Linked DNA regions of Homo sapiens: region 2 is linked to region 1. Evidence: read pairs that join two places in POLR2A ChIA-PET (ENCODE). Cell type or tissue: PC-3. All regions are shown on one strand. Each heading gives the region's core, and the rest is flanking DNA. Links, peaks and the distances in the headings are about the cores only. Region 1 overlaps USP2 (ubiquitin specific peptidase 2). Region 2 overlaps USP2-AS1 (USP2 antisense RNA 1).

Region 1 (7,487 bases), core at 1,500-6,499:
AAACGAAATCTAAAGACCCCTGATCTTCCAGCATGGCTGTGCTTGACGCCAGAGTAGAACACTCGCCCCATGCCAGCTGAGCGCCTATTTCCCCACTATTGTATTGCTTTCTCCCCAGCTCCCCAAAACAAGTCAAATTTGAGAATGGGAGAGCCGGAGCTGGGTAATTGGTTAGAAGAGACCAGAAAAGGTTCTTTTCAGGAGCCAAATGAGAAGGTGACCTATTGGACCTTATAAAACATGAGCACTGCCTCTCTTGAAAGAAGCCAAACAGGACTGTTTTGAGGAGGGCAGCTCAGCCCCTAGGCCGTGAAGGTCCATCTTCTTAACCTGGGCACATTGACCTCCACAGACTGCATGAGTTTGGGTCTTCACGAAGGCCTGAGTACCCCCGGAACTCTAGACAAAAGTTTGTGCATATACGTATTTCGCCCTGAAGAGAGAAGAGCTTTCATCACGTTCTCAAAATGGTTTGCAGCCCCCTCAAGAGTTAGGAAGTGTAATGGTGCCTTGGGGGAAGCTCACCCGGTTGCCACTGGGTCTTGGGGAGACGTCCTCTGCGGGCCCCAAAGATCACTTATCCCGAGCTGAGCCTCAACCCCGAGGCCGGCCAGGGCCTCAGGGCTCCGGTCCTGCCTCCCCCGCGGGCCTGCCTGGCCGGGGGTCAGCGGGCTGGGGGCGCCGGGGAGCGCGGGGAAGGCCCGGCGGGGGAGGACCGACCTTGTCGCCTCGTTCGGGTCCGCGTGCCGGCGCCGGGGGCGGGGTAGAGGCGAGGTGGGGCGGGGCTTAGGGCCTGGCCCCGCCCCAGCGCTGACGTCGCGGGGCCCGAGGCGCCGGCGGGGCCGCCAGTCGGCCGGAGCGCGAGAGCCGGGACCCGGGCTGTTGGCGGCGCACGCCGGGGAGGTTGAGGCGGAGGAGCGCGCGTTCGGGCGCCGCGGACGCTGTCCTGTAGCGGTCTCGCCGGCCTCGGCGTCCGGACTGTGGCACCGCGCGGGGACTCCCCCCGCGCCCCCGCTGCCAACGTTAAGCGAGGGCCAAAGCCCGCCGCCCGCCCCCCAGCATGCGCACCTCGTACACCGTGACCCTGCCCGAGGACCCCCCCGCCGCCCCCTTTCCCGCCCTCGCCAAGGAGCTGCGGCCGCGCTCCCCTCTCTCCCCGTCCCTGCTGCTCTCCACCTTCGTGGGGCTCCTGCTCAACAAAGCCAAGGTACGCGGGCCCTTTTCCGGGACCCCCGCGCCGAGGGCCTGGGGTCCCGCCTTCTCCCTGGCCTCTGCCCGCCACGCGCCCCTAGGTGAGGGGACGGATTCTTCCCAGCCCCCACCCCTCCTTTCCCAGGGTCTCCTGGCAAGGAATGCCCCCTCCTCAGGTGATCGCACGCTTACTCGTGGTCCCCTCCCCGGGTGGAGGTCCGAGGAAGTCCCCCTTGCCCCCTCCCTCTCGGTGGCCCCGGCACCAGGTGGTGGCTCTTGGCCTCTCAATTCCTGGCACCTATCAGGACAGGTGCAGGAAAGCATAACCTTGACTGGGTCTCGATCGGTGTGCGAGGGCAGCACGCTGGACCGTGCCGGGGTACTCCTCCGAGGCCAAACCCCGGCGAGGAAGGCTGGGCAGAAAGGGGCCGCCTCCCCTTCACTGTCCACCAAGGGCTCTTTCCCAAGGGTTGGTGACGGGGGTCCTTTGACCCTGTGAAGGGCAGACGAGGTGCAGACAGGTGACAGAGGGCAACTTCCCCTTCTTTCCGTCCTCTCCATTTATGCAGCGGGCAGCGGGTCCCTCCGCGGAAGCAGCCCCCAGGGGAATGCCGGGGCCGAGGCTGGGCGCTGCCCGCCTGGGGAAGGGAGAAGGGGCCCGAGCTTTGACAGGTCTTATGTAACAGGCACCAGCTCCCGTGCTGGCAGTGCGTGCCCTGCCCCGTGCCAGGGCCACACCAGGCTTCCTAGCTGCAGCCAGGACTTGGGGCGACCCTCACCACACAGGTGAGGTAGGCGGGAAAGCCCTTGATTGGGGTCTCAAGTGTGAAGACACAAACCTCGGCCTCTCCTACCGAAGGGTGCCCAGATGCTACCTCTGCATTAACCCAGGCAGGGCTCTCCTGAGCCCCCGCTCCTCTCCTCTAGAAGGTGAAAGCTGTCTATTTGCTGATGGTGAAGGTGCCATCTGCTCCCTGCAACAGTGCTTGATACTGAGTCAAAACTAGGTTTGCTGATGGCTGAATGGAAGGAAGACTGGGTCCAAACTTTCTCAACTCTTTGCACATGTGTCCCAGCATAACACTTGGGGTCATTTCCTTCTCTGGCTTTCACCGAAAGAGGTTGGCTGTGCAGGGTCTCCCACCTTCTGCAGTTCTGGCCCCTTTCTCCCTGTCGACCCTGAGGTAGGATTGTTTGTCCTGTAAGAAAGGTCACTCTGGGGACATTTTGTTCCCCTCTGTAATGAAAAGTGCTGACTTTCCCTGGAGCTCCTGATTTCCTATTCTTGGCAGAAGAATATCTGGCTGGGCATGGAGCAGCCCTGCTCCCCCTCCTCTGTCGCCCCCACTCCTGTTATCCACCCGCCTTCTACACAGAGCACCTAGAAACTGGCATGTGGTTTTGAGCTGAGGAAATTTTAGACAAAGGCATCAACCCCCACCCTAAAACATAACAACCAAGGGTCCTAAGGATGCCTTAAAGGAGCTTCTCCCATCTCCCCACCCCCCAGGCCAATAGAGGGGTTAGATCCTCAAGAATAGTAATCGTGGGTGACGAAGTGTCCTTCTTGCCCCTCACTGCTGGGTCAGAATTAAGTGTCAACATCTTAAAACACCACAGGAGTGCTTCTGTAGACAGATGACTCCGTTTTCCCATTTCCCTACCCCCATTAGCACTGAGTGACTGTTGTCTCAGCTGAGGGCCTGCTTTGGTGAACATTGACACGGTCACCAGTGGTAGAATGCTTTCCCCTACAGCCTGTTTAGACAGATGTCATCTGAGGCACAGGGGCTAAGAACTAATAAAGCACTGCCAAAAATAGACGTAAGGGTGGGTATTCTGTTGTGGGCAAGCTTTAACATTTAGTTCCGAGTGCGCAACATGGAGACTTTTGCAGCGTTTCACCAATTCTGGAAAATGCTGAGAAGGTCTTTGTCCCAGGGAATTATCTCTGTTGCGGCCCTCTTGCTGACTGTCAGTAAGTCAGATTCAGATGTTGTGTGGGGCCATATACTGCCAGCCCTAGCCAAGTTCTCTAAGGATGCTTATATCCCACCTGCTGCCAATTGGCCTTTCTCTCTAGCTGCAGGTTTAAACTGGGTCTCTTTTCTGGGTATATTTTTCTTCCCTACCTGTTAGTGCTAGCCCTGACAGCTGGCCAAGAAGGGATCCTCTTACTTGTGGGATCGGTAAGGCAGTTCTTGAGAAAAGCCCTCCTTCAGCCTGCTCCTCCCCCACCCACACCCCTCCCCCCCAGCTGACAACCTCATGGGCTTTGAGCTGCTGACAGCCTCATAGGCTGTCAGCACACGGCATGAGTAATTTTAGCTGAGTTATTTCAGGCTCCTGTTCTGATCAGGGCTGAGCTGGCCCCACGCATGCCCCAGTGTTGCTCCAGAGTTGCCTGCTCCCAGTCCCCTCCCTGAGAGAGGGGGTGGCAGACTCATCTGCAAACTGTTTATTTAACCCTTTGAGCCTGAAGGTTTTCTGACTCCTTGGAGATATGCCCAGGATTAGCCAAGAGACCTTGACAAATAAGCTCAGAGTCCTCGATCCAGCACCTGTTCTCTCTCCAACCCCCTCACCCGCCTCCGCTATAGGGCCAACAGCAAGAGTGGCAATTTCAGCCAGGCCCTTGCCTCTGCGGGCCCAATCTGCCATCTCCAGGATTCCCAGACAGTGGCCAGTCAGGATGTTGAAACCTGAGCCAGGCAGGGAGGATTCTCCGAGTCTTTAATCAGCCCTTAGGAGCTGAGCTCAGCTGGAAGGAATTCCACCTGTCTCTGGCAATTCAGAATGGCAGGCTTACTTGAGTTTTTCCCAACTGAAGATCGAAACTCAAGGTGTTTTGTTGTTTAACTTTTCAAAACCTCCTCAAAGTGTCTCTTATGAGAGTTACTTTATATATTGGACTTCTAGGAGTACAAATATAGGTCATTTGAGATAGCACCTGGATTTGGGACTCAAAATTTCTTATAGTAAGGAGTCAATATGTACCAAATATATGAATTCCTAGTCTCCACTGTAGCAGAGAATAGAGAATAACATAAAGATGGGGGGCAGGGAGATACATAGTCAATACACACTCAATAAAGCCCTGAAGAATATTTTTGTTGGTTGTTGAAAATAACAGGCATTTAGGCAGGACGCGGTGGCTCACGCCTGTAATCCCAGCACTTTGGGAAGCTGAGGCAGGTGGATCACCTGAGGTCAGGAGTTCAAGACCAGCCTGGCCAACATGACGAAACCCTGTCTCTACTAAAAATACAAAAAATTAGCCGGGCATCGTGGCACACACCTGTAGTCCCAGCTACTCAGGAGGCTGAGGCAGGAAAATCGCTTGAACCCACGAGGTGGAGGTTGCAGTGAGCTAAGATCGTACCACTGCACTCCAGCCTGGGTGACAGCGTGAGATTCCGTCTCAAAAAAAAAAAAAAGAAAAGAAAAGAAAATCACAGGCATTCCTCAATCCTCTTTCCTACAAAGTACATAGATGGGTAAAGTTGAAGAAAGAATATTATGTGTGGCCTGCTGCCTGTGGCTCCAGCTGGTTAGAAATTGCACGAGAGAGCCCAGCACAGGCCTAGCATCTTTGCTTCCACCTTATTGCCATATGTTCTTTGCTTACAGAATTCTAAGAGTGCCCAGGGTCTGGCTGGTCTTCGAAACCTTGGGAACACGGTGAGTTTTTCCTGGCCTGCTTCTTCCCCAGGCCCACCCCCTACTATGCTGACTGGAGCCATATAACCAGAGTCCCCTTCTGGTTGTGGCTGACTCCCTACCCGTTCAGCCAGTTGGCACTTGCCCTTCCTGGCTGGTGTTTCACAGAATTGCTGGGCTGTGCTTTACCCACCCCCAGCAGGAAGCACTGCTAAAAGGAAGTTGCCCTTTTACCCATCAGCCTGCTCCTCTCCTGGATCATTCCCCTAAAGGATGCCCATCACTTCCCACACACTTCTGTCCATCACATCACGCCCTTTTGTGCACCTCTATAGTAAATAACCAATTAGGTCACCTATGCCTGGAGTGGGGGTTTGCCTCACTTCACCCCTTTCACTTATGAAAAGAGGAACTTGAGGCTATGAAAGGATAGCCTCCTATGAAAGGATTCTAGGTAGATGAACCAGAGAGCCTCTGGTAGTAAGTAACACAGGTGAAGGTGGGACTCTCGTCTCCCCACTGATTGCCTGGTCATCTCTTGCAGTGCTTCATGAACTCAATTCTGCAGTGCCTGAGCAACACTCGGGAGTTGAGAGATTACTGCCTCCAGAGGCTCTACATGCGGGACCTGCACCACGGCAGCAATGCACACACAGCCCTCGTGGAAGGTGAGAGGCCCTCTGTCATGTGCCCCTGCCTACCCCCGGATGCTCCTCCACTCCACTGGGGCTGTTCTAGGTGTTGTGTCTTAGACACTCCTATCCTGTCTGTCTTTCTCTGCTTGCTTTTTGTTGGGATTCTAGTTTCAGAGTTTCTTATAGAAAATATCTCAGCTGTCCTGTACACTCTCTCCTTCCAATAGAGTTTGCAAAACTAATTCAGACCATATGGACTTCATCCCCCAATGATGTGGTGAGCCCATCTGAGTTCAAGACCCAGATCCAGAGATACGCACCGCGCTTTGTTGGCTATAAGTAAGGGCCTTGCAGACATGTCCTCTCAGGTGGGTGGCAGTAGGAGCAGGTTCTTAGGACAAGAGGTGTTGCTCACCCTCCTTCCTTTGGGTTCAGTCAGCAGGATGCTCAGGAGTTCCTTCGCTTTCTTCTGGATGGGCTCCATAACGAGGTGAACCGAGTGACACTGAGACCTAAGTCCAACCCTGAGAACCTCGATCATCTTCCGTAAGTAAGAGGAGAATGCTGTGGGAAAGCAAAACTTTTGTGAACTCGAGATTTTTACCCACCACTTTGGGGTTAATGATTTGGGAATAATCTGATTTACTTTTGAAGATGAAGGATCAAAATTGACAGACCCTTAAACTTAAGTTTTGAGCTTTGACCCAATTGTTGTCTCTCTCTGGTTCCCAGTGATGACGAGAAAGGCCGACAGATGTGGAGAAAATATCTAGAACGGGAAGACAGTAGGATCGGGGGTAAGCGCATGAAAGGGAAGATGCCTGTTTTCACTGTTGCCTGCTCTTGCCTGAGTGGAGCATGAAAAGCCCTAAGAATCACTCTCCCGGGGAAGCCTGTTTCTGCCTAGTGTTCAACAAAGCAAAGCAGGAACAGCAAGAAAGAAGATGCTGTGCAGGCCGGGCATGGTGGCTCATGCCTGTAAACCCAACACTTTGGGAGGCCAAGGCGGGTAGATCACCTGAGGTCAGGAGTTCAAGACCAGCCTGGCCAACATGGCAAAACCCCATCTCTACTAAAAATGCAAAAATTAGCCAGGCATGGTGGTGGGCACCTGTAATCCCAGCTACTTGGGAGGCTGAGGCAGGAGAATCACTGAACCCAGGAGGCAGAGGTTGTTGTGAGCTGAGATTGCACCACTGCACTTCAGCCTGGGGGACAGAGCAAAACTCCATCTCAAAAAAAAAAATAAAAGCTGCTGTGCAGAAGACCATGCTCTACTTCCTGTATTTCAGCATCTCATGGCCTTCTCTTCCCCAGATCTCTTTGTTGGGCAGCTAAAGAGCTCGCTGACGTGTACAGATTGTGGTTACTGTTCTACGGTCTTCGACCCCTTCTGGGACCTCTCACTGCCCATTGCTAAGGTATGCACCCCAGTTGCCCGCCTTGTTGAACTCCCTCTCCTGTCCTTTCATGTTGACCTCTGACCTTTGCTTTTTTCCCCTTCCCAGCGAGGTTATCCTGAGGTGACATTAATGGACTGCATGAGGCTCTTCACCAAAGAGGATGTGCTTGATGGAGATGAAAAGCCAGTAAGTCACCCTTCGGTAATAGCAAGAACAAATTTCCGTGGGACCTACTGGGAAGAGGCTGATACCAGCAGATCCAGTTGAGGAGTGACTGGATTGGGGCCCACTGACTTCCCCACAAGTTCTTTCTGTTTGTCTTGTCTCTCAGACATGCTGTCGCTGCCGAGGCAGAAAACGGTGTATAAAGAAGTTCTCCATCCAGAGGTTCCCAAAGATCTTGGTGCTCCGTATCCTTAAGATCCATCAGGGCTGGGACATGACTTTCAAGGGTGACTGATGACAAGGGGCCCATAGGTGAGGGGAACAGTCGGAAGAAACGGACCTTGTAGGCTTTCCTTTTGTTGTCTGCCCTTCTGCATTGGTTTGACTATCCTTGACTCACGTCAATGCCAGATCTGAAGCGGTTCTCAGAATC
Region 2 (7,487 bases), core at 745-5,744, 73 kb before region 1:
GAAACACAAACACGTGAGGGTGCTTCCTGCAGAGTAAGGTGCTTCCTGAAGTGGCAAACTCAGCCTTAGACAGCACAAACCCAGGCCTACCCTTCTCCCTGATACTCCACTCAGTCTCCAAAACCCAGCAGTCTCCTGGCCCCCGAGTGAGGATGCATCACTCAGTAGCAGGGGCTCAGGGCCCCACATTACCTGCAAAGGAGCTGGATACAAAGTAGTAGCCAGAGCTTGGAATGGGGGCTCTAGGGAGGGCCCAAATAGATGGGCACATCCCATTTCCATAATCCTTAGCAACATTCGTTTCTGCAAGGGTCTTTTGTTTTCTGAGTGGACAAAGATAAGGGCAGGCATCCTGAGTGCGCATTTCAGAAGAAGGCAAAATGGAGGATGTAGCAGTACTTCTTCGGCACCCGCTCTCTTTCTTGTACTCCTGGAGGATTCATTTATGGAATTAGATCCTCTCATTATGAAGGGAAGTTTTAAGACTGTGTCACTTTCCCTTGGATGAAACAGAAACTGTTTAAGTAAGTATATAGTCGTGCATCACTTAACGATGGGGATACATTCTGAGAAATGCATCGTTAGGCAATTTCATCATTGTGGGAACATCACAGAATGTACTCATACAAACCTAGATGGTACTGCCTACTACTCACCCGGGCTGTATGATACAGCCTTTTACTCCCAGTCTATAAACCTGTACAGGCTGTGACTGTACTGAACACTGCAGGCAACTGTAACACCACGGTAATTACGTGTGCATCGAAACATATCTAAATGTAGAAAAGGTACAGTAAAAATATGTTTCCAACTAAGGAAACCTAGAATAGCTCACTAAGGAGTTTTTTTTGCTTTTTTGTTTTTTTGTTTTTAATGAAGATTAGAAACAGTGCCTCAGCACTGAACCCAGAAAACTAGAAAAAAGAACAAAATGAAGCAAAAGTACTAATCATTAGGAAAATGATAGTGATAACTTGCATAGGGCTTGAGGCTGGCTCTCTTCTAAATAGAAGAGTCAGGGAGACATTTCTGGGGAGGTGATATTTTTAGCCAACATCTGCCACATGGAAATGAATGAAGCATGCAAAGATGCAGTGGCTTCCAGACCAGGGTTTACCAACTATTGGTTGTTATTTTAGGCCAGGTAACTCTTTGCTGGGGACTGTCCTGCACATTGTGGGACGTTTAGCAGTATCCCTGGCCTCTGCCCACTAAAGGCCAATACCATCCCCAGCTCACCCCAATTGCAACAACCAAAAATGTCTCCAGACATGGCCAAATATCCCCAGGGGAAGGGAGGGGAGCAGAGGGTGGGAGAATAACCCAAGCAGGGAAGCACCGTTCCCTAAAAACAGGCTGTATTCAAGGGCCCTGAGGTGGGAAATGGCTGAAACCTCTAGGGACCAAAAGAAAGGCTGTCAGGTGTGATGCTGGTGAGGAAGATGGTGGCAACGTGGAGAGGGGCGTTAGGTCTCCACATGCAGCCCCTTGTGGGAATTTGAGTTTCCTTCTAAGAGAAATGGGAGGCTGAGCCACTGAAGGTTTTAAAGTTGGGCAGGCCATGATCTGCTGAATGCTGGGGAATGGCCTGTAAGGGGTGTGAATGGAGGCAGAGGATCATTTAGGAGGTTCAAAGAACACCCAAGAATAGTGTTGAAGAGCTCAGCCCCTTACCAGCTGGTGAACTTCTCAGTGTCTCAGCTTCCTGGTTTGTGAAAGGGGGATGGTGATAGTACAGCTACCCTGAGGGTGGCTGTGAGGGTGAAAAGCAGCTGGTGTGGGCAATACACCCAGCACAGTGCTGACACACCACAAGCACTTTGGACGCCATGCTCTTATTATGACTGCACTAGTCCAGAAGGAGATGATGCAGGCTCTGAGTGGGACAGTGAAATCACTCCTGTGGAGGGCTACAGCTGAAGGGGCTGTGGAGTTAAAAGGGTTACTGATGGTGCAAGAGCATGGAGAGAAGTAGGCAAAAAAGAAAGCTAATAGGAGGTGAAGCACATGGGAACCACAATGGGCTAGACAAGCAGGTGCAGATGAAGACATCACAGACAACTTCAGGGGCTTGGCTTAAGCAATTGCATGCATGGGGGGTGCCATTTATGTGATGGGAAAGATTGGAGGTCAATTTAGGACATAGTAAATGATTTGATATACCCATGTGGATATATTAAGTCATGGCTAATTGATGAGTCAGAGCTCAGGGAAGAGTTCTGGACTGAAGATAGAGGTCTGCTCTTCATCTTTTACAAAGAAAACATTTAAATAATTTAATTTGAATTAAATATTTAGTAATAATAGTCAAAGGAGCTGGGCATGGTGGCTCACACTTGTAATTCCATCACTTTGGGAGGCTGAGGCTGGAGGATTGCTTGAGGCCAGGAGTTTGAAACCAGGCTGGGCCATACAGTGAGACCTCATCTCTTCAAAAAAGAAAAATTATTACTGGGTGTCGTGGCACACACCTGTAGTCCCAGCTACTTGGGAGGCTGAGGTAGGGGATCACTTAAGCCCAGGAGTTCAAGGCTGCAGCAAGCTATGATTGTGCCATGGCACACAAGTGTGGGTGACAGAGCCTATCTAATAATAATAATAATAATAATAATAATAATAATAATAATAATGGCACTCAAATTCTAAAGAATTTGTCCTACAGATAGATCAAACACATGAAATTACATTTGCATAAATCATTCATTAGAGCATTGTTTGTAATAGTATAGTTTGTAAATCACCTAAATAGCCACTGATACAGGACTGATCAAATATATAGTAATATGTCCATAAAATGGAATATTATACAACTGATAAAAATAAGTCAACTTCATATGTCCTCATACAGAATGACCCCCAAGAGACATTGTTCAGTGAAAAAAAAGCAAGAGGCAAAATAAAGTGTATAATAGACTACAATTTGTGTGCTCCCCACACCCACCAATAAAACAGATTTGCTGATATTGTTACATGCATGGAAGATTTCTGGAAGTTACACAACTGCTAACAACTGTAGCAATAGCTAGAGGACAGGAGTTGATGAAAGATTTACTTTTTATTCTATGTTCTTTCTTCCATTGTATTTGGAACCACATACATGTATTAGAATTTTTTTAAGTAAACAATTTCTTAAAAAAAAAACAAATAAAATGGCTGGGAGATGGTGAATTACTCTAGTAGCAGCAGGGAGGGAGAGACTGGAGACAGGATACCAGCTAGCAGGCTACTGCAATGGTCTAAGCAAGAGAGACAAAGACTAGGGCTAAGGCTGTGTCAGTGAGGATGGAGAGAAAGACCTGGCTCCAAGGAGCATTCTGCAGATAGAATCCAAACTTGGATGAATGACTGGATATAGGGGTGAAGATGAGAAAGGATGACTCACAGGATTTGGCTGACAAAGATTTCAGGCTTGGAGTCACTTGCCTCAGGTCTGCCCCTTCCTCCAATACCTTCTGGGAGGCTTAAAGGACAGAGATCTGCCTGGGTGAGCTGAAGACAGGGGTATCCAAGGCTGAGGTTGTACCTAGGTGAGCAGAGAGCTCCTACTGCTGCCAATTCCCACACGTGCACACATGCACGCGCGTGCACACACACACATGCACACCAGCACGTGGACTCTCAGGCTGCTCCCTATGCTCTCACCCACAGAAGTTGAAACTCACATGCTTTCCTACACAGTGCACTTTGGAAAAATGAACACCCACGACATTCTCCTTTCCTTCCTGCCAAGGAGCAGCAGAAATGCCTCTATCATAAAGAAAGTATTTCTGACTTTCTTCCTCTTCCCTATCTGGGAGTTGAATTTCCCCTCACTTTGGAGCAGCCCGACCCAGAGTAGCTGCAGCATGCTTCATTTGCATTCTGCTACTACTAATTGAAGCCAGCTGGCAAGGGACGTTTGGGGGAATTGTCGGCTTCTTTGGAAGGTGGTGGGGATGCTACAGCTCGTATATCAGGGAGCAGCGGCTTGCTTACAAAGCACTTTTGCTGGTGATGGGTCCTGGACAGTTGAGGTGGAAGTGGCCTCGGACAACCGTGGGATCTCTGCTTGTATATTTTTTCTTCAAAAGACATTAAAAAAAAAAAAAGCTAACTCCTCACATTCCACAAGGATGAGTCTTGCTTATTCCCTAGGCGTAGCTGTCCCTGCCAAAAAAAAAAAAAGCTAATTCATTTTCTCTTTGCTGGAGAGACTGAATCAGTCTCGGGGGGCTATCCTCACCTCTCACACAGCCCTGTCTGGCTCTCCCTTAGCTTGGTGCACACTGAGAACAGCTGAGCTCAGCCAAGCCGAAACCACAAGGTTGAAGCTGACAGTCCGAGCGCCCCACACCTCATGCCTGGAGTGTCCATGCCAGATGCTGCTGCCCAGTCGGCAGGCACAAGGAGGATCTCACCAGGAGGCAGGCCCCGGTTTCCACAGAAGACGCTGGCCGTCTCTCAGCCACCCTGCAACCCACCTCCCAGGCCAGCCCCTCGGGAGAAGGGACCCTGTGGGCCTCAAGCAGCCGCTGCTCATTTACAAAGCTCCTCTTTGCTTTGCAGCCTCCATCTTGTCTCCCCACTCACTCCTCAACCCATGACTATATTAACCATGTCTTTTATTTTCTCTATTATGACGTTTTACCATCTGAGGTGACTGTCCCTCCCACGGTTAGCCAATTCATAGAGATCGGAGATAACTCTCCCACCCAACCAGTCCAGAGAGCACGCTCCAAACACCTCTATTGACTCTCACACTCAGAGCCACCAGCCACCTGCCCTGATTGCCCAAGGCCAGGTTCCACACAACTAGGACAGCCCCTATGCCCAGAGCCCACTGCAATTATTCAACATAGCCAATCCTAAGCCTGCTCACCCTGCCTTGCCCATTTGTTCCCTTGAAAACCACAATGAAGGTGCCCGCCCACAACTGCCCCCTCCCCCTGTGCCTCCTGACCGACCCAGTGCTTCCCAGTGACCCCCACCATGTGGCGTGCCCCCTACTCGGGATCTACGAGTTTAACAAATCATCTTTTCAATGGAGGCCGCCTCCTGCCCTGCGGCCCTTGCTGTACCTAATAATAAAAACTGTATCTTGAAACAATGACTTCAGACCTCAGTTACCACTGTTCTGAAACTGTCCTCACCAGGTGACCTCCTGTTGCCAAATCTAATGGATAGGATACATTTTTGTCTGTACTTCACACCGCTGACCACACCCTCACTGAACTCGCCTGTTTCTGTGGCTTCGCCCTCTCCTCATTCTCCATCCTTCTGGCCACCTCCTCAGACTCCTCAGCTGCAACCACTCCCTTAAGTGTCAGCGCTCTTTGGGGTCCTGTCCTGGGTTCTGTTTTCTTCTAGGTCTACACATGCTCCCGGGGTGCTCATTACCACCTACTTGCCAACAACCAGCAGTTAACCTCTCCTCTCCTCCGACCTCGCTCCTCAGCTCTGGCCTGAACCTCTCCATGTGCACATCCCACAGGCTCTCAAGCTCAACGTGGCCAGCACTGAATACATGATCTTTTGCACTGAAGCTGCTTCCTCTCTCTGATCCTTCAGAGTAGCCAACCCCAAAATCTCAGAGTCCTTGTGATGCCTCCCAAAGACATCCAGGAAGGCACTGAACATCCCCTGACTTGGGTCTCTCCCATCTGCCCCACCTTCTCCACCTCCACTGCTCCTGCCCCATCTCAGACCCTCATCCCCCTCACTGATGCAGCTCCCAGGTGCACTTCACACCTCCACCCTTGTTTCTGGGGCTCCCTCTGTCAGGAATGCCTTTCTTCCCCTTTCCAGAAAACAACCACTGCTTTCTCCCAAACCCTTCTTTGAATTCCCTCCTTCTTGCCTCATGGGCAGCACCTATGATACTTGAATGCCCTTACTCCTTATATTTATCCAAAAATATTTATTGTGTGACTCTACTTTGTGCCAGGACCTGGAAGCCCCTGAGCTACAGCAGCAAATAAGACGGATATGGGTCTTGACCCCAAGGAAGTGTGCGTCACATCACCCTCTCTCCCAGAAGCCACCTTCCGCCTCCCCACCTCTGCGCTGAGTGCACCGCAGGGCAAAGAACCACAGGCAGGAGAGGATTCATGGGGCCCTCCAGTCACTCGCCATGCTGCCCCCACAGTAATCTTTCTTTTTTTTTTTTAAATTTTTTTTTTTTTGAGACAGAGTCTCACTCTGTCGCCCAGGCTGGAGTGCAGTGGTGCGATCTCAGCTAACTACAACCTCCGCCTCCCAGGTTCAAGTGATCCTTGTGTCTCAGCCTCCCGAGTAGCTGGGACTACAGGCGCCTGTCACCTCAACTGGCTAATGTTTGTATTTTTAGGAGAGATGGGGTTTTGCCACATTGGCCAGGCTGGTCTGGAACTCCTGACCTCAGGTGATCTGCCCATCTCAGCCTATTGAAGTGCTGGGATTACAGGCATGAGCCACTGCACCCAACCTCCCAGAGTAATCCTTCTAAAAAATACACCTATCCAGCCATTTCACACTCTTCCTGTAAGCCTGTCATGATGCCTCATTATCCAAGTCCAGACAGACAAGGACTTCCTCGACTGCCTCTTCCCCATTTCTCCATCATCCTCTCTCAGCCTTCACCGCCACGAGAAATAAAACTGCCTGTTTTTTCCTGCCTCTGCTTTGCTTTGCTGTATTTCTGTTCCTTTGCTCACGCTGCCTCCTCTGTCTTAGATCCTCTCCCCTCTCCTCGCCTGGTTTCTTAGTTAGCTATTGTTCTGTAACAAATCACCCCAACTAGTAACCAAAGGCAGCTTTTCTGTGGGTCAGCAGTTTGGTCAGGGAACAGCTCCATACGGGATTTGCTGGGCTCACTCCTGCATGTGTGGCCAGGTGACAAGTGGGCTGGACACTGGGTGATCCTGGAAAGGCTCACTCAGTGATGGGCAGCTCCCAGATTGGGGCGGGGGATGGTAGCCACAGCACTTCTGTTCAGGTCTCTCCACTGTGACCAGCTCGAGCTTCCTCACAGAGCCCCGGGGTCCTTGCCTAAGATGGCAAGCACTGAGGAAATCGCTTGCACCACGTTTGCTGAACTCCTGTTGGCCAAAACATGTCTTATGGCCAAGCCAGAGTCAGTGTGAAAGAGGCATGACTGGCTGAGGGCATTAATGTGGCACTCCACCACAGTTTGCTCTCTACTCCTAAAGATGCTCTGTCCTCCCACTTGTAAAATACACCCACCCTTCCCAAAGCACCCAATCACGACATCAGGCTCCAAGACCATGATCTCAAAATGTGCAGTAGGTCTGGCTGTGGCTGAGTCTCCTTGGGTACAACTCCTCAGGGGTGGCTCCTCTTCACTCAGGGACCTGTGAGCTAAAAAGACAAGACCACACGCCCAATGTACAATGGTGACACAGGGACAGGATAAGCTCAATAGATACTCCCATCAAAACGGGAGAAATGAGAGGCACATAGATAGCAATCACTAGTTCAAAGCAATTCTGAAATCCAGGCAGGCACATGTC

What was found. Peaks named below come from ENCODE experiments on the same cell type or tissue, not always from the same donor. Only the 100,000 strongest peaks of a DNase experiment are listed, where the experiment ranks them.
Region 2: POLR2A ChIA-PET joins it to region 1 with 11 read pairs; 10 of 35 experiments call an interaction of 5 or more read pairs at or near these places.

Annotation. Positions count from the first base shown.
Region 1 is chr11:119,357,569-119,365,055 of GRCh38, reverse strand. USP2 (ubiquitin specific peptidase 2) reads left to right here. Exons shown (of 13, transcript NM_004205.5): 3 at 4,822-4,872; 4 at 5,396-5,519; 5 at 5,714-5,825; 6 at 5,922-6,032; 7 at 6,219-6,283; 8 at 6,804-6,907; 9 at 6,995-7,075; 10 at 7,221-7,299; 11 at 7,466-7,487. Among named protein-coding and RNA genes, the nearest start is that of MFRP, 15 kb to the right of the region's middle. RefSeq lists a silencer at 691-880 and enhancers at 5,359-5,408, 6,033-7,232. In PC-3, for the core only: no CTCF peak of the experiment used is centred there; DNase peaks (open chromatin) are centred at 3,635 and 3,725; H3K4me3 peaks cover 1,487 bases; H3K27ac peaks cover 1,587 bases.
Region 2 is chr11:119,429,437-119,436,923 of GRCh38, reverse strand. The region is part of intron 2 of USP2-AS1 (USP2 antisense RNA 1); the gene reads right to left. Among named protein-coding and RNA genes, the nearest start is that of THY1, 10 kb to the right of the region's middle. In PC-3, for the core only: no CTCF peak of the experiment used is centred there; a DNase peak (open chromatin) is centred at 3,383; H3K27ac peaks cover 688 bases.